2 separate regions of the Homo sapiens genome follow, and region 1 is linked to region 2. A link is a loop called in an ENCODE intact Hi-C map of the cell type or tissue named here. Cell type or tissue: chondrocyte. All regions are shown on one strand. Links, peaks and the distances in the headings refer to the core of each region. The heading gives the core; the rest is flanking DNA.

Region 1 (9,006 bases), core at 4,013-6,512, 70 kb before region 2:
GTAATCAAGCAAGTCAGTATTGGAATGGAATTCTGGCGAGTTCTGTGAAGGAAAGCGGTATGTTGGCCTCTAAGGAGCAGCAAGGACTCACCCGGCTCCAGGGCAGCCAAGGAGGCTTCCTTGAGGAGGTGATTGTCACTGGGTGGCCTGCAGGTTGAAGGAGAGTTAATCAGACAGGAAGAGATGGGGATTCCGGTGGGGCGTAGAAAAAGAAATCTTGCAGACACACACAACGACACGTGCAAGGGTCTCAAGGTGGGGAGGGAGCGGAGAGAGTGGGCAGAGGGCAGGGCTGGAGGAATGAAGGAGCATGTGCTGTGCAGGGTAAGGCAGGTGGATTGCAAACACGCCCATCTCTGCATCCTCTGGGGACTCGTGACCTTCTCACTCTGAGCCTGCAGCTTCTGCCTTCAGGAGTTGGAGTCTAAACCCCTCCAGCCACCCTGCCGCCAAAACCGGGCCTGCCTTGCTTTGACTAAAAGGACATGGTGAGCACAAACCCTTCTGAGCCTCAGCCTCAGCCTCAAAAGGCCTGTGTGCTTCTTCCCACTCCCTCTCTGTCTGTCTCTCTCAATTCCGCCCAGGCAGAGGCCAGTGACACAAGCCAACGCCATCCTAGGCCAGCCAGCTCCAGCTCCCCCGTCAATGAGACAGACTCAAGCATGAGCCCAGCTGAGATCAGCAGATCCAGCCCCCATGAGAAGGGCTGCCAAGCTGACTCATAGACTCAGTGAGAAGTAAGAAATAGCTGTAATTTTAAACCACTAAATTTTGGAGTGGTGCGTTAGGCTGCAATAGCCATTTCATCCACACAGGAAAGAAGTAGGGATGGTGAGAACCGTAGGTCACATTAAGAATTTTTTATTTTATCCCAAGGGCAAGCCAGTGAGGCATTTTTCTTTTCTTTTCTTCCTTTCTTTTTTTTTTTTTTTTTTTTTTTTTTTTTGCAGGGAAGTGATATGATTAAGTTGGCATTCTAGAGAGACAATTTTCTGAGCAGTCAGAGAACAGCAGCTGTGTGGGAGGCTCTCATTCACAAATGACATCACCAGTATGTCTCTAGGAAACAAAGCCTGACCTCTTTGTTTCTGTTACCTGCTATCGTGCTCATTAGCTAAATTTTATCAACCTCTCTGGGTCTTAAATCCATGAGCATTAAGGCAGCTCTGAGTGAGAGGCTACAACCATTCACTGCGGCCACAGATTTCACCAGAGAGCTGGTGACAATAAGTGAATATTCACTAATCCATTCCATGTACAACACCAGCCAGCCACCCACATACCTTCACATCCACCCATCTGCCCACCCCGCCATTCGTCACTCCTTCCATCCCCCCGTCCATCCATCCTCCCTTTCTTCCTTTGATGGAGGGTGACCTTTGCACCTGTCTAGCTAAGTATAATCCCTCCATTTTTCCTTAGGTCTCAGTGGCCTCACCTCTGTAAAGACCTTATTTTCCAGACATTCTTCACTCTAAATCCTGCATTGTCCCTTTCTTCTCTCTATTGTTTTATTTCCAAGAGCAGATACACATGATTTATTTCTTCATTCCTTAGTAAATCCTCTTGACTTTTCTTTGTCCTCAAGGTATCACCTTGTGTATCTAGTTCCCTTGATAGACAAACTCCCTGAAAGGGTACCTACCTGCACTTCCTCCACTTCTCCCCTGCTATGCTCTCACAGCGGCCATCAGTCTTCTCTGCATCCTCCAACAAAACTCTTCTCATCAATATCAAGTGATCAGGCCTTGTTCTTTCCTCCTTGAAGCCATTTCTCTATGTGGCCTTCAGGACATCACCTGCCTCATGTTTCTCCTACTGCTCTGTCTCCTTCTTCTCAGTCTCCATTGCAGATAACTTAAAGCTGGCACATCAGGGCTTAGTCTTTGAAATGTTTTTATTATGGTCACATTTATGCTTTACTGATTCCATTCAGAGTCATAGCTCTAAACACCCTCTGGATGTTGATGAGTCCCATTGCATATGTGCAGCCCCATTCTCTCCACAAACTCCACACTCATCTATAAAACTGTGTGTGTACAGCAATTCTGCTTAGGTGTTCAACAACTGCAAGAGGTCCCATGTGAACTTCAAAGCCTGCTTCTCTTGCTTTCTTCCTAAGTCAGCTAATGATTGTCACATCCTTCCAGTTACTCAGCCCAAATACATAAGAATGACTTTTATCTCTTTTTTTTAATTCTCTGAATGCATTACTAATCCATCTTCAAATCCTGTTGAGTGTGCCAACAAAATACAAACAGCAATGACTACTGCTCAACAGCTTCTTCTGTCTGGGTATAAAAATGGTCTCAACCCACTCTCCCTGCACTCACCTTGAACCTTAGAGTCAATGCTCAGCACAGGAACCAAAGTCACTGTAAAACACAAATGATACATGAGCATTCCACTGATTAAAAGCAAGATACTCATAAGATTTGCTGTGTACTCAGATTAAACCTAAATCGAAGCCTGTGGGACAGAGTCCTACGTGATCTTACCTCCATCAGGACTCTGACCACTGGATTCCATAGTCACTTGTGCTTATTCCACATTACCCATGCTAGACGCCTCCTGGTCTTTAAAGAAACTCGGCAGGCTCGGCTGGGTGCAGTGGCTCACGCCTATAATCCCAGCACTTTGGGAGGCCGAGGCGGGCAGATCACGAAGTCAGGAGATCGAGACCATCCTGGCTTACATGGTGAAACCCTGTCTCTACTAAAAATACAAAAAATTAGCTGGGCATGGTGGCGGGTGCCTGCAGTCCCAGCTACTTGGGAGGCTGAGGCAGGAGGATGGCATGAACCCAGGAGGCGGAGCTTGCAGTGAGCCGAGATCCCGCCATTGCATTCCAGCCTGGGCGACAGAGCAAGACTCTGTCTCAAAAAAAAAAAAAAAAAAAAAAAAAAAAAGAAGGAAAAATAAAGAAACTAGGCAGGCTCAGGCCTAAGAGCTGTGGCATTGATATTCCCATTTATTGTAGTGCTCTGCCATCAGCCTGATCCTCACGCCAGCAGGGGATTCTCCAGCAGCCTCCTCCTCACACCAGCAGGTGATCATCTATCAGCTTCCTCCCTCAGTCCAGCAGGTGCTCCTTCATCAGCCTCCTCCTCACTCCTACAGGTGCTCCTTCCTCAGCCTCCTCCCTCAGTCCAGCAGGTGCTCCTCCATCAGCCTCTGCCCTCAGTCCAGCAGGTTCTCCTCCATCAGCCTCCTCCTCACTCCAGCAGGTGCTCCTCCATCAGTCTCCTCCCTCAGTCCAGCAGGTGCTCCTCCATCAGCCTCCTCCTTCAGTCCAGCAGGTGCTCCTCCATCAGCCACCTCCCTCACTCCAGCAGGTGCTCCTCTAACAGCCTCCTCCCTCGGTCAAGCAGGTGCTCCTCCATCAGCCTCCTTCCTCACTCCAGCCAGTGCTCCTCCATCAGCCTCCTCCTTCAGTCCAGCAGGTGCTCCTCCATCAGCCTCCTTCCTCACTCCAGCCAGTGCTCCTCCATCAGCCACCTCCCTCACTCCAGCAGGTCCTCCTCCATTAGCCTCCTCCCTCACTCCAGCTGGTGTTCCTCCATCAGCCTCCTCCTCACCTCAGCAGGTGCTTCTCCAACAACAGCCTCCTCCCTCAGTCCAGCAGGTGCTACTCCTTTCATCTCCTTCTCATTCCAGCAGATGGTCCTCAATCAGCCTCCTCCCTCAGTTCAGCAGGGGCTCCTCAATCTCCCTTCTCCTCTCTCCAGCAGGTGCTCCTATATCAGCCTCCTCCTCATTCCAGTAGGTGCTCCTCCATCTACCTTTTCCTCACTCCACAGGTGCTCCTCCATTAGCCTCTTTCTTCAGTCCAGCAGGAGCTACTCCTTCTATCTCATCCTCATTCCAGCAGGTGCTCCTCTATCAGCTTCCTCCCTGAGTTCACCAGGTACTCCTCAATCAGCCTCCTCCACTCTTCAGCAGGTGCTCCTCCATCAGCCTCCTTCTCTCTCCAGCAGGTGCTCCCCCATCAGCCTCCTCCCTCAGTCCAGCAGGTGCTCCTCCATCAGCCTCCTCTCTCACATTTTTTTTATAGTACCCATCTCACTGAGGCTTCTCTCTCAACCTCATTTCTCAATTTTTACCCCACACACTTCCTGTGCTTGGCATCTATTTTTTTTTCTTTTTAGGATACTTCCAACAGTTTACATACTTTACATATTTCTCTTGTTCATTGTCCCCTACACTACTAGGCCTGAGCCATGGGGAGAATGATTTTGCTGTTTTCAAGGCCAGATCAGTCATCATGTTTTTCAGTACTCAGGAAATGTTGATAGAATGAATGAATAACTGGATGAATACACATAAATGTGTTGAGCATCAGGACATGACAGGATCAGACTTGCCAGAAATTCTCCTTGCCTGAACCAACCTGCGCCAGTGCTGGACGTGTCGGCGCCCATGGCCCTGCGTGGGAATGGAGTTGCTCAAATGCCCTGCAGAAAATGTGCCTGGGTGTTACCACCTAGGTGAGCACAGAGGCAGGGCCTCCCTCCTGCATGGTGCTGAGGCCTGGGTGGAACAAGCTCATCTCTACTGAACCTTCACTTTGTGCCAGGGACTACTTAGACACCGTGTAGAGGTTGGGGCTGATGCCACCGAGGTGAGCACAGAGGCCGGGCCTCCCTTCTGCATGGTGCTGAGGCCCAGGAGGAGCAAGCTCATCTCTACTGAACCTTCACTTTGTGCCAGGGACTACTTAGACACCATGTAGGGGTCGGGGCTGATGTTGGGTAATGGGGTCCCTGCTCCCAGTTAGACGTCAGCTCGAGGAAGTTGGCAGCCCCTCTGTCCTGGGCTCCTCACCTGCCTCACGGGGCCTTGGGCTGAGCCTCCAGCTCTGTCTGGTCCTAAGCCAATGATCCATCCCCTGCTGGCCTCGTTCATGCCCTGCTCTTTTCCAAGGCTTCTTCCCGTGACTCTGCCTGACCTGTCAGCTGCTCTGCAGATCAACTTTGAAATGCACATTGTCAGGAGCACCTAAGCCTCCAATTCCAGGCTGGTGGGAGAGCCACGTTGAATGTTTAATTGTTTTTCACGTGGTTGCTGCTGAGAGCTGCCCAGGGTAAGGTCAGCTCTGAGATCATCCGAGTTCGTCCGTAATCACCGCCTTTACAGACTTCTCCAAGGGTTCAGTAGGAGGCTCAATTTTCGCCCCATTAATATTAATTCGTTGGCTGTGGGGGCTTGTTCTGATGACATATTCTCTTGTTAAATATTCATGGCTGGAGCTAGAGGTGCACCGCAGACTAACTATTACCAGGGGAAAATTGGAGCAATCACCATTAACTGCTCCTGACAATCGTCTCTGATTTGTCTCTCTGCCCTTTGAGAAGCAGCCTCCCTGTCAGAGAATGTCCAGCCTGGTCCTTGTCAGGAGACAGGTGGGATGGGAGGCTTCTGGCCAGTTGCACAAGGGCTCTTCTGTGGCTCTTGGATGCACCAAAGGCCGTGCGATGGGGCCCCTGTTCTGAACGAGAGGCCCCGGCGCCCTGGCGGTGCAAATCCCCGAGCGCCAGGCCTTTCGCCTCCTCTCATTGTGCACAGCCTTCTGCTGGCTTCACAGACAGTGGGCTGTTGGGGCTGAAGGTATTTTCTCCACCACATCTGCATGTTTACAGATAAGAAACCGATTCAGAGATGTGAAGGGCTTTGATCAAAGTTCACATATTAACTAGGGTGGGGCTGGGAGAAAAATCCCTGACATAGTAGGCTTCTTATTGGTAAATCAAAACCGGTAATCAATATTCTATAGCTGGTTCCATCAAGTGATGTTTAGATCCCACAAGAGTGAGAGTCAACCTGCTTATAGTTAAAGTCAACTTGCTCATCAAATTATTTCAGATGAGACCGGGTGCGTTCAGGGTGGTATGGCTGCGGACTCATCCAGTTATTTTAAACAGCAATCAATCAACAGGACTTGACTGACCCTCTGCCCAGCTCTGAGCACCATTCTAGGCCTGGTGGAGGAGCCCGTAATGCCAGGGCCTCATATGACTCTAGAATGAGTCCCCAGCACAGGCACTGCCATTGGCACAGAGCCACCCACTAACCTGCAGATGCCTCCAATGTGCTTTGAATCCATTCAGTCTTGTTTTAGTTGGACCAAGCCAGGCTCTGTTGCCTGCTGTCTAGAATCTAAACCATTAGGTTGATGCAGAAGTATCCCAGTTTTTGCCATTACTTTCCATGGCTAAAACCATGATTACTTTTGAACCAATGTAATAGTGTCAAGTGTCAGCTGAAAAGAATTGGACTAAATGCTTTCTGGTACAAAATTCTTCTTGGGGAATACACTGAGTATTTTGGGGGCTAAGAATCTACTTCTTGGCCTAGAAACTCTAGCCCACTGCCACCTTTTTTCTTTTCTTTTTTTTTTTTTTCCTGTCTTGGACCTTTGTTTTTTTGGTCATTTGTGTTTCAGTTCAGTTGTCAATTTCTTCATCTGACCTTAATGTAAAGGGACTCTTGGAGCCAGTGGCCACCTGAGATGTGGGAAGGAGCAACCAGTCACAGCTACACAGGAGGGGCCTGCCAGGGTGCTCTCTCTCTGTCACAGACACATACTCAAACACTCACACACATGCACACGCACACACACGCACATTAATTCTATGCACATCCCTGCATTCAGGGCCAGAGGAGGTGGGATCGTACTCAGTGATAACACAAGTTGCTGCCGAATATCCCAGCTGCTCCTGCCCCTGATGCCACTGCGAGGAGTTAACAATCCTCCAAAAGGAAAAAAAAAAAAGGAAAAGAAAAGCAAAAAGGAAAAAAAAAGAGTGTGCTGTCTGAGGTAGTTCTTGTCTTAATGACTTTTTCCTGGCTCAAATCCTGTTTTCGCTAGGATTATTAGTGACTTTCCTGGAATTTTTTGTCATGAAGCCTCTGGGGTCGGTTGTCCACTGTGGCGAAATGCTGTCTTGATCTGATGTCTGTGAGCTGGGAGCCTGATATGTGCTATTTTATCTCTGCACATGGTCTTTCTTTCTAAGATGAGATTAGCATGGCTTTCCATGGTTTCAGGGCTGTGCCCTACAAACGCCCTTGCCAATGTGTCCATCTTCCCCGGGCTCTGCTCTCTGAGTCTGTGTCCATCTTCCCCGGGCTCTGCTCTCTGAGTCTGTGTCCATCTTCCCTGGGCTCTGCTCTCTGAGTCTGTGTCCATCTTCCCCGAGCTCTGCTCTCTCTGAGTCTGTGTCCATCTTCCCTGGGCTCTGCTCTCTGAGTCTGTGTCCATCTTCCCTGGGCTCTGCTCTCTGAGTCTGTGTCCATCTTCCCTGGGCTCTGCTCTCTCTGAGTCTGTGTCCATCTTCCCTGGGCTCTGCTCTCTGAGTCTGTGTCCATCTTCCCTGGGCTCTGCTCTCTGAGTCTGTGTCCATCTTCCCTGGGCTCTGCTCTCTCTGAGTCTGTGTCCATCTTCCCTGGGCTCTGCTCTCTGAGTCTGTGTCCATCTTCCCTGGGCTCTGCTCTCTGAGTCTGTGTCCATCTTCCCTGGGCTCTGCTCTCTCTGAGTCTGTGTCCATCTTCCCTGGGCTCTGCTCTCTGAGTCTGTGTCCATCTTCCCTGGGCTCTCCTCTCCGAGTCTGTGTCCATCTTCCCCGAGCTCTGCTCTCTGAGTCTGTGTCCATCTTCCCCGGGCTCTGCTCTCTGAGTCTGTGTCCATCTTCCCTGGGCTCTGCTCTCTCTGAGTCTGTGTCCATCTTCCCTGGGCTCTGCTCTCTCTGAGCCTGTGTCCATCTTCCCTGGGCTCTGGTCTCTGAGTCTGTGTCCATCTTCCCTGGGCTCTCCTCTCTGAGTCTGTGTCCATCTTCCCTGGGCTCTGCTCTCTGAGTCTGTGTCCATCTTCCCTGGGCTCTGCTCTCTGAGTCTGTGTCCATCTTCCCTGGGCTCTGCTCTCTCTGAGCCTGTGTCCATCTTCCCTGGGCTCTGCTCTCTGAGTCTGTGTCCATCTTCCCTGGGCTCTCCTCTCTGAGTCTGTGTCCATCTTCCCTGGGCTCTGCTCTCTGAGTCTGTGTCCATCTTCCCTGGGCTCTGCTCTCTCTGAGTCTGTATCCATCTTCCCTGGGCTCTGCTCTCTGAGCCTGTGTCCATCTTCCCTGAGTTCTGCTCTCTCTGAGCCTGTGTCCATCTTCCCTGGGCTCTGTTCTCTGAGACTGTGTCTATATTCCCTGGGCTCTGCTCTCTCTGAGTCTGTGTCCATCTTCCCTGGGTTCTGCTCTCTGAGTCTGTGTCCATCGTCCCTGGGTTCTGCTCTCTCTGAGTCTGTGTCCATCTTCCCTGGGCTCTGCTCTCTCTGAGTCTGTATCCATCTTCCCTGGGCTCTGCTCTCTGAGCCTGTGTCCATCTTCCCTGAGCTCTGCTCTCTCTGAGCCTGTGTCCATCTTCCCTGGGCTCTGCTCTCTGAGTCTGTGTCCATCTTCCCTGGGCTCTGCTCTCTCTGAGCCTGTGTCCATCTTCCCTGGGCTCTGCTCTCTCTGAGCCTGTGTCCATATTTCCTGGGCTCTACTCTCTCTGAGCCTCCCTGTCACCATCCCTCAGGGCTGATTCCTCCCTGGCCAGCTCACAGGCTGGTTTCAGGAGCCTCTTCACAGTCTGCATGCTCTGCTTCTCAATTGTTGGCTCAGGATACGAATGGAGAAATGCTGCCCCATGACAGGCTGTGTGTCTGCTGCTCAAACTTCAGCTGTGGTTTCATCATCCCAGCCAGTAATTTCCCAGGAACCCACCTCCTATTATACCTCAGAACAGGTTCCTTCCCAGCACCCTTTCCCCGATGATGAGGCATCGCAGGCACTTTCAATTTACGATTGTTGCCTTAACACCCCCGGGCTCTGCGGGGTGGCTGCGCTTCACAGTCATTACAAATTACAAAGGCAACAATTTGTTGAACACCTATTATGTTCCAGGCATTTTCCAAAACGATTGCCTAGCAGGCATTTATTTCCAAACCTTACACGAGATGCCCCCTTTTTTCTTAAATTG
Region 2 (9,006 bases), core at 2,302-4,801:
AGAACAGGTTTGCAGTTTAGGATCTCTGCCAAGCCAACAAATGGCCATGTTGGAGACAGGCACAGCCCTCAGAACTGACCATCATCTCTTCCGGAGGATACACGAGTATCCGTGTCCAGTCCCAGCTGCAGGACTCACAGAGTGACCCTAAATGCAATATAAACCTGGCTTCCTTAAAGGTTTTGCTTTTTCAGCTTCCCTGAGATTTTTGGCGTTGCCATGGAGCGGCTGACTTAGGCAGCGCTGGCGCAGTTGCTTAACTCTCTGGCTGTGCAGCTTCTTGTCCACCACACGGTGATGGGCCATGTGATTACCAGGCCACGGCCAGGACCTGGGGACAGCGGGGCTGAGTAGGACTCAGGGCCTCATCAAGGAAAGGCCTCGAAAACCAGCTTTTTGTGAAAATCCCCTTCCAAACCCCCTCACGCGCCTGCCTCGCAAGACGCTCTTCAGGGCTGCCCTGATTCAGTATATTCAAATGGCAGTTCTTTGTTTCTCAGATCAATGCTATTTCCTTGGGTCTTTGTAGCCATCTGTTTTTTTTTAGTTAGTAATGTGTTTCACCCAATCCGCCCTTTCAGCTGCTGCTCCAGGGATCTGTGCCTCTTTGCAGTAAAACCCTTGGGTCATCCTGTGAATTCCAATTCCTCCCCTTCTTTTCTGTCTTAAACTCACTCCAGCTGGACTTCTGCCTCGCCCAGGCCCCATGATGACGAAGGCCCCATGCGGCTGCCCTTCTGGGACTCCCTCAGCGTAGTCATGGCCCATTGTCCCTGGAAAGCAGGACTCACCAGCTCGAAGAACATGGTGCCATCTTGGTTTCCCTTTGAACCCACTGCTCATTCTCAGACTCCCTGCTGGTCCTTACACATCTTGAAGACCTTTTAACTGTGGCCCTTTTGACTCAGGGCTCAATGTTTGGTCTTCGTAGCATTTCCCTCCATTTTCAACGATGTCTCTCTGACGAGGATTCACCAGCTGATAGATGTTCTCCAGCTCACACCCATTCCTGCTCTGTCTACCTCACATCCGGCCTGAGTGTCAAATAGGCTTTTCCAGCTTCGCCCGTCCGGAACTGAAGGTACGATCTTCCCCCTGTGAAGTGCTTCTTCCACAGCTCCCTTAAGGTCCTTCTTGTGGCTTTTCTTTTTTTTTCTTTTTTCTTTTTTTTTTTTTGAGACAGAGTCTTGCTCTGTCACCCAGGCTGGAGTGCAGTGGCGTGATCTCGGCTCACTCCAAGCTCTGCCTCCCGGGTTCACGCCATTCTCCTGCCTCAGCCTCCCAAGTAGCTGAGACTACAGGTGACCACCACCAAGCCTGGCTAATTTCTTTTGTATTTTTTTAGTAGAGACGGGGTTTCACCATGTTGGCCAGGATGGTCTTGATCTCCTGATCCATCTGTCTCGGCCTCCCAAAGTGCTGGGATTACAGGCGTGAGCCACCACGCCCAGCCTTCTCATGGCTTTTCTGTCTGCCTCGAATTCTTCCCCCAGAGCCTGTTGGATTCTTTCCCCCATCCTTGCAAGCTTTCCCTCAAACACTTCCTTCTCAATAGGGGTGACGTGGCCACCCTCGCTGACTCTGCTTATCCCCCACGCTCACCTTCCTGGGCCTCCTGGACCCCTCTGCTTCCTCTTTCTTTCACAGCACATTTAACCTTTAACAAACTCTATGCTTTCTCATTCATTCAGTTCACTCTTCATTGTCTGTCTCCCCCAGACACTGCAGGCTCCACCAGGCAGGAATTCCTGTTGTGTTTTTGTCAGTATCATGAGCAAATAAGGTCGTGCTGGCTCTGGGGTTGGGTTGTGAAGTTGGATTTGGGGTGACAGGGTGAAGGAGTAAACTCAGGTAGAGGTCAGGTGATAAAGAACCCTGAAAATATGGAAATAGACTGGAGGTCGATTCTGGGGAACCATAAAGACAGTGAAGTGAGGACCAGCATTGTTGGACTTGACTCTGGAGAGGTGCCTGGCTGCAGTGGTGAAGGAACGGGAGATGGCAGCCTGGGCTGAACCAAGATGGAGAGCGGGAGACGAACTGAGCAGAACTTTTCAAAAGGCAGCCCAGCAAAGGCATTTTGCCTTGTACAGCTGGCTTCATGAAAGGCAATTAAGCATGAATTAGAGGAGGAGAGACCGGCTCAGTGTCAGGGCGACCTGCTCCATTTGGGCAGCTCCATCTCCGTGGGACAGTGCAGAGCCCTAGGCTTCTCCCTCTTGCACCGGCCAGGCACTCTGTGGCCTCCTGGTCCTGCTGTGTCATGCACACCACCCATTTTCTCTCTGTCTCATATTTTTGTTTTCTGATTTTAAAATGTGTACGATGGGGACAAGATGAAGTAGTATTCTCATGGTAGGCGAGACATGAATCTTCCTTGAAGTGGCACACATAGAATGAATGGGGGGTAACTGGCCCATGGAGAACACTCGATAAAGCTCAGGGATGAACACGAGCTCGGCAATCCTGGAGTTGGAATGTGCTGCCGTTAGCTCAGAAACACGAAGCTGAGATCACTGAAGGACGCAGTCTCAGCCCAGGGGCTTCAGGGGTTGGGGGATGTGGTCCCAGGTCAGGGGCTCCAGGGGTTGGGGGGCTCAGTCCCAGCTCAGGGACTTGAGGGGTTGGGGGATGTGGTCCCAGGTCAGGGGCTCCAGGGGTTGGGGGATGTGGTCCCAGGTCAGGGGCTCCAGGGGTCGGGGGATGTGGTCCCAGGTCAGGGGCTCCAGGGGTTGGGGGACTCAGTCCCAGCTCAGGGACTCAAGGGGTCGGGGGATGCGGTCCGAGCTCAGGGGCTCCAGGGGTGGGAGCGGCCACAAACCCCTCTCAGGCTTGGATGAAGGGCTGGGGTGTGGGGCCCCAGGGGTCCTGCTCTCCCTCTGTGACTCTGTCCCTCTTCTCGGACTCCCACCTTCCACTGCTGCCTCTCTGCTCTGTCCCATTCTCTCGTTTTTATAGCTCAAAAATGTTCCACCCTCTCTGGGTCCCATCTGACTTCTAACTTTTCTCAGTTCAAGCATCCAGAGAAGCCAACCCACACCTCTGTGTTCTAGTTCCTAGTGACCAGGAAAGAAACTCAATGGGCCAGCTCCCCCAGGCCGCTTGGCCAGGCAGGTCCGCAGGCCTGTGGCCACTGTCACCAGTCACGCTGATGAAGGGTCATGAGGCTCAGGGCATTGGAGGCCACTGCCAACGTTGGCCCTCGGGCGCTTGGAGCAGCTAGAACCGGCCCTCGGCTCCAGGTCCTCACCTGCAATTTCACGGTCAGGAAAGCCCTTGGCTCCGGGTCCTCACCTAGGTCTTCCTCCCACCTCGCAGGGCAGCCCTGTGCCCCGGCATGTGAGGCTGAGGCACGTGCCTGGGACACTGTGCGCATGGGAAGGGACGTCATTAAGTCCTTCAATTCCAACACCGTGGAGGAAATCCCCTAGGATGCGTCCTCCCAGAGATTCGGGGGCCCTGACTCCTCGCTGCATGAAGGGGCCTGAGCCCACCTGAGCCAGGGGCAGGTACATCCTGTTTGCTCAGCCCTGCCCTGCAGCAGCTACCTGACACCCGTGTCCCACCACCGGGCCATGTGTGTGCTGGGGCCTGACTGGAGCCCGATAAGGGGGGTGGGGGGAACAGAACCTGAGCTGTGGCTGCTCCACACAGAGATGCAGCAAACCCGCTGTGGCTGCACCTGGACCAGGCGTCGCCCCAAGTGAGGCTCCTGCCGTTTCCCTGGGCTCCGTGAATGCAGCTTCACTCCGAGCTTTGGCTGGCAGCAGCCCCTTGGACACCTCCTTGATCCTCGGGGCCCTTCTGTGAATCATTCTGACCCCTCACACGCCGCCAGAATCACCCGCGTCACCCTGGGTGAGACCATCAGCAGTTCGCAGGCCTGTCCTGGAGGTCCCACACCAAGGGAGTACTCAGGGCTTCCTGGCTGGAGACACTGCTGAGACCCCGGGAAGCAGGCTTGGCTGCAGGAGAGTGAAGAACGGAGGATTTGTATTTCGCACGTAAAAAGCCAAGGCAGGAATGAGCCGGGAGTGTACGGTGTGGGGGAAGAGGGAGCACAGCCCACGGGCAGGCAGGGTCCGCACTGGAGGCCATGGGTGTGGGGCCCCTGGCCACTGAGGGTGGAGGGGTTGGTCGAGTTCCCCTGGGCCTGTCGGGACCACTGGGCATTGGCCAGAAGTTTTTTTGCAGCCACAGAGGCAAGGGTGCCATTCTTTTGAACAAATCAAGATTCCGCTAAGCGAATGACAGGTGTGGCCCACTATGGCCAGCAGTCTGCAGGGCTGGTCTTCTGCATGAGGGAGGCCGTTTTTGTGGAGGCCGAGGTGGACAATGACTCCAGGCAGCCCTACTCGGCCGCTTCTCTGGCCTCCGCAATCATGTGGCATCTCTTCAGGTGACAGTTTTAATCAGGAACAGACAGAGCTCGAAGGGTGCTTCAGTTGCATTGTGAAGATGACCTGGAATCAGGAGCACTCATCCAAGTCTTCAGATGCACTGAAGAGAGAGGGGTTAATCATGACTGCAGTTTCCATTTCAGTGATGTGCATAGCGCTCAGAACTGACCATCCTCTCTTCCAGAGGATACTCCAGTACCCGCTTCCAGCCACAGCTATGGGACTCACAAAGTGACCCCAAGGTAACATGAACCTTGCAACCTGTTTTCTTAACTTCACTGAGGTTTTCAGCATTGCCAGGGAGAGGTTGACTTAGGCAGAGCTGACACACATACTCGATGCACTGGATGTCCAGCCTCTTGTGCACTACACAGCGGTGGACTGTGTGATCACCAGATCACAGCCAGGTGGCCTGGCCAGGGCTCATGGCTGGGCCAAGTGGGGAGAAATTAGAGGGAGCTGTCTGGTGGCAAGTGGCCAAGTGGGAGGGGAAGGGACTTGGAAGGTGCCTGAGCTCTGAGACTGAGGCTGGCATCCAACCTGGAAGAGCCGAGACTGATGTCCTGCACCAGGTCAATGTGCACCTGAGCTCTCTGTGCAGGAAAAGAACTGGGCGCTGACAGGAATTCTGCTGTGCAGCACCTCATGGTTAATCGTGACAGCAGCCCTGTGAGGCACTTGTCTTCACTATTTACAGATAAGACATCCGAGGTTCAGAGAGATTAAGCTGTATCACCTGGGAGATGTCAACCACATTTCAAACGCGAGTCCTTTTCCTCCAGGGCTGCTGTTTCCCATGGAACAGTTATCTCCCTGCACATAGGCTGCAGTGTTACAAAATGGGGAGTGATGTTTCTTGAGCAGCTACTGCTAGCCAGGAATGTGTATCGGAGATCTCTGCGTTTCCACAACACGTCTGCTGCATTAAATCATCACCTCCATTTGACAGGTGGTCACTGTGACTGGTGCCCTCCATATCACCTGGGGAACCCGTAACCGACCCTCCCTTGCATTTGACAATAAACCTCAGCATGGGCCTGCAGAATGCAGGTCTGGGCTCCTGTCCCATCTGGAGGTTCTGAATGGAGAGCTTGGGAGTCCTCATCTCCTAGCCTGGTTGTGAACTTGAGTCTCAAGGCAACCCACTGCCGTCCGGAAGAGGACCCTTGCTGGAAGGTGTCGGGGTTTATGGGCAAAGACCCCTCAAAGCTTCGCATGTGTTTCCAGGTAGCCTTCAGATAGTAGTAACTGCTCAGCACAGTGCATAGTGTACATTCAGCTTTCACTGCCACAGGTGGGGATCAGTGAAGTCACTTAAGGGCTATTACAAAAGTCAAAGAGTGAGCTGAAGTGGCCAAGTTCAGGACAGAGGCTGTGGCCCTCTAGGTCTGGCATGGGACTGAAGCTTTCTCTACAAAGACAGCAGCATGGCCGGGCACGGTGGCTCACACCTGTAATCCCAGCACTTTGGGAGGCCGAGGCAGGCAGATCACTTGAGGTCAGGAGTTCCAGACCAGCCTGGCCAACATGGCGAAACCCTGTCTCTATTAAAAAATACAAAAATTAGCTGGGTGTGGTGTTACATGCCTGTAATCCCAGCTACTCGGGCGGCTGAGGCATGAAAATTGCTTGAATCCTGGAGGCGGAGGTTGCAGTGAGCTGAGATCACAGCACTGTACTCCAGCCTGGGCAATAGGGCGGGACTCTGTCTCAAAACAAACAAACAAACAACAAACAGCCTCGTCCCCATGCCCAGGAAGAGGAATGCCTTTGCATGATTGCTCAGTCCATGTGTTATCCATTTGAAATTGAAATTCAAACAGTTAAATGTGGTATAAATATATCCTACACCTGGCTTTGGGGAGCGCTTGGTGTTAATAATAGGTTTTAAGTAATAGGAACCTCTTTGTGGCTTTGCTCTGTCTAAAATATGCAATGATGTTTTCACCATTTGAGGCAAATCAATGCGGGGAAAAATGGAGAAAGTAAGTGAAATGGAGCACATACACAGAACTCTAACACCTCGGTACTGCTATGCATGGTATCTACATGCTGTTAAATTGGGAGCTTCACCAGTTCCAGTTTCAGTGGACAGGCACGTTTGAGGCCCTTGCTCTATCCCAGGCACTGCTCCATTCTGGGAATGCAGAGAGTAACCTGTTCTGTAAGGATTTAGAGGGTCTTCTGCGTGCAGGCACCCAGGGGCCCACCTCGGCTTTCATGGAGATGGGACAGGACACCGGCATTTCTCAACAAGCACTTGTAACTTATCAAATGCACGTGTGAGATCCCGGAATGGAGAGCATGGTGTGGAGAGGAAGGGTGCAGCAGGAAGACCGACGAAGGGGCCGACTTCAGCGTGGTAGCCATGAGCCCAGGAAAATGAGTGCATTCAGTAGCGAGGTGAGGGGAGTGGCAGCCAGCAGTCGGGATGCAGAGGGAACCTGGCACCTCCCGGGAGTCCAGGAGGACTCGAGGAGAAGGCCTCATTGGGCCTGGACAGTGAAAGAAGGGTTGGGTGTGGCCAAGCTGGCCTGGTGCATAGGGCACATGTCCCTGAGAGTAGAGTGTCCTTGAGGGCCTGCGTGTGCTGGGTATGGGGCTGGGCACAGTGAGGCCTTGGGGAAGGAGGTGAGCCGGGGCTGGGTTCCGTGAGGCAGGGCTGTGTCTAGACCCCCTGCTGTGGAAGGGCACCTGACTCCCCTTCCCACGAAGGTGAGGCCTGCCCCGGTCGCTCCAGCTGTCGGCAGGAGGGAAACCCAGGAGCCCCGTGTCCTCCATCTGTGAGTCAGCCGGGGGCCTCCGTCTGTGTGGTGAGCCAGGGACCTTTGCCTGTGTGAGTCAGCGGCTTCTGTCTCTGTGAGTGAGCTGGCGGTCTCCGTCCATGTGAGTGAGCCAGTGGCCTCCGTCTGCATGAATGAGCTGGGGGCCTCTGTCTGTGTAAGTGAGCTGGCGGCCTCTGTGTGAGTGAGCGAGGGCTTCTGTCTGTGTGTGAGCTGGCGGCCACTGTGTGAGTCAGCGAGGGCCTCTGTCTGTGTGAGTGAGCTGGCGGCCTGTGCACAGCCCGAGTAACTCGGAGGCCTTGGAACCTGTGAGCCTGAGCCAAGGAGCTCCCCGGTGGGTGGGCATGGGCAGGCCAGGGCCCAGGGCTCTGCAGGTCTCACGAGAACTTATAGGGGTGCAGCCGGTGGACCAGGCAGCCTGTGACCCAGAGAGCAGACGACGGCCCTAGCAGGGCCAGAGGCAGCCACTCACACTGGACAGCACGGCAGTGGGGACTGAGAGGTGGAAGCCAGGAAATCCTCTTATGGAGAGAAAGGCAGCCTCAGGTGGACCTGCCCGGGTGATGGCTTCAGAGAAGTAGAGATGAGAGTGAGTGTGCAGGTGTGCGGGGTGCGTGCATATGTGTGTGTGTGCACGCGTGGGGGGATGTGCTCGTGTGGGGTGTGTGCACACGTGTGGGGTGTGTGTACAGATGTGTGCAAAGTGTATGTGTGCTACTAGGTGTGTGTGACTGTGTGCTGTCTGTGTGAGTATATGAGTGTGTCCCCCATGCGTGAGTCTGTGACTGTGCCCCGTATTTTCTGTGTGCATGTGTGTGTGTGAGAGCGAGTCCCACGTCCTGTGTGTGTGCTGTCTGTATCTGTGTGTATGTGAGTGTGTCCTGTGTCTTCTGTGTGAGTGTGTGACTATGTGTGAGTACATGAGTGCCTCCTGTGTTCTGTGTGTGAGAATGTGTCCCATGTCTTCAGTGTATGTGTGTGTGAGAGGGGGTCCTCTTCATGTGCGTGGAAAAATGTCAGTGTATAGCCTGTGTGTGTGAGCATATGAGAGTGTGTCCCATGCCCTCTGGGTGTGTCTCAGTATGGAGAGTGTCCCATGTCCTCTCTGTGTGTGAGTGTGAGTGTCCCATGTCCTCTCTGCGTGTGTGTGTCCCGTGTCCTCTCTGCATGTGTGAGTGTCCCATGTCCTCTCTGTTTGTGTCTGAGAGTGTCATGTCTACGAGTGTGAGAGGGTGCTGTGTCCTCTCTGTGTGTGTGAGAGTGTTTTGTGTCCTCTCGGTGTGTGAGACGGTCCCATGTCCTCTCTGTGTGTCTGAGGGTGTACTGTCTGCGTGTGTGTGTGTCCTGTGTCCTCTCTGTGTGTGAGAGTCCCATGTCCTTTTCTGTGTGTGTGGGGGGGTGTCCTGTCTGCACGTGTGAATGTGAGAGGGTCCTGTGTCTTCTCCGTGCGTGTGTGTGAGTGTCCCATGCCCTGTGTGTGTCTGAGTATGGAGAGTGTATCCCGTGTCCTCTCTGTGTGTGAGTGTGTGTGAGTGTATTCCTTGTCTCTGCGTGTGTGTCCTGTGTGACGCCCTCACACACTCCCACACAGGGAGGACGTGGGACACCCACACACTCACACTGACCTTTACTGGGAGCTGGGGTGAAAAGTGCTCCCTCCCTGAGCAGGAGTCCCGGGACCTTCTCCAGGCACACAGTCAATGCCCGACTGAGTCATAAGTGCAGTGATTCCCAAGTACAGCCTTCGTCTCCCGGCCCCACAGGGAGGTACAGGACTCCGGGCAGCTGCTTGGAAAAGGAGGGGGCTGCCCATGGTGCACAGC

Evidence for each region. Hi-C counts contacts between places; a loop is a spot of excess contacts. Peaks named below come from ENCODE experiments on the same cell type or tissue, not always from the same donor. Only the 100,000 strongest peaks of a DNase experiment are listed, where the experiment ranks them.
Region 1: a loop joins it to region 2, with 6 times the contacts of the local background. A loop is called at or near these places in 2 of 110 quality-filtered maps.

Annotation. Positions count from the first base shown.
Region 1 is chr2:2,734,965-2,743,970 of GRCh38, reverse strand. The region is part of intron 2 of LOC105373390 (a long non-coding RNA gene); the gene reads left to right. Among named protein-coding and RNA genes, the nearest start is that of LINC01250, 390 kb to the left of the region's middle. In chondrocyte, for the core only: no CTCF peak of the experiment used is centred there; no DNase peak of the experiment used is centred there.
Region 2 is chr2:2,663,736-2,672,741 of GRCh38, reverse strand. It overlaps LOC107985839 (a long non-coding RNA gene), which reads left to right and starts at 8,592. Exons shown (of 3, transcript XR_001739253.1): 1 at 8,592-9,006. RefSeq lists an enhancer at 7,357-8,049. In chondrocyte, for the core only: no CTCF peak of the experiment used is centred there; a DNase peak (open chromatin) is centred at 3,542.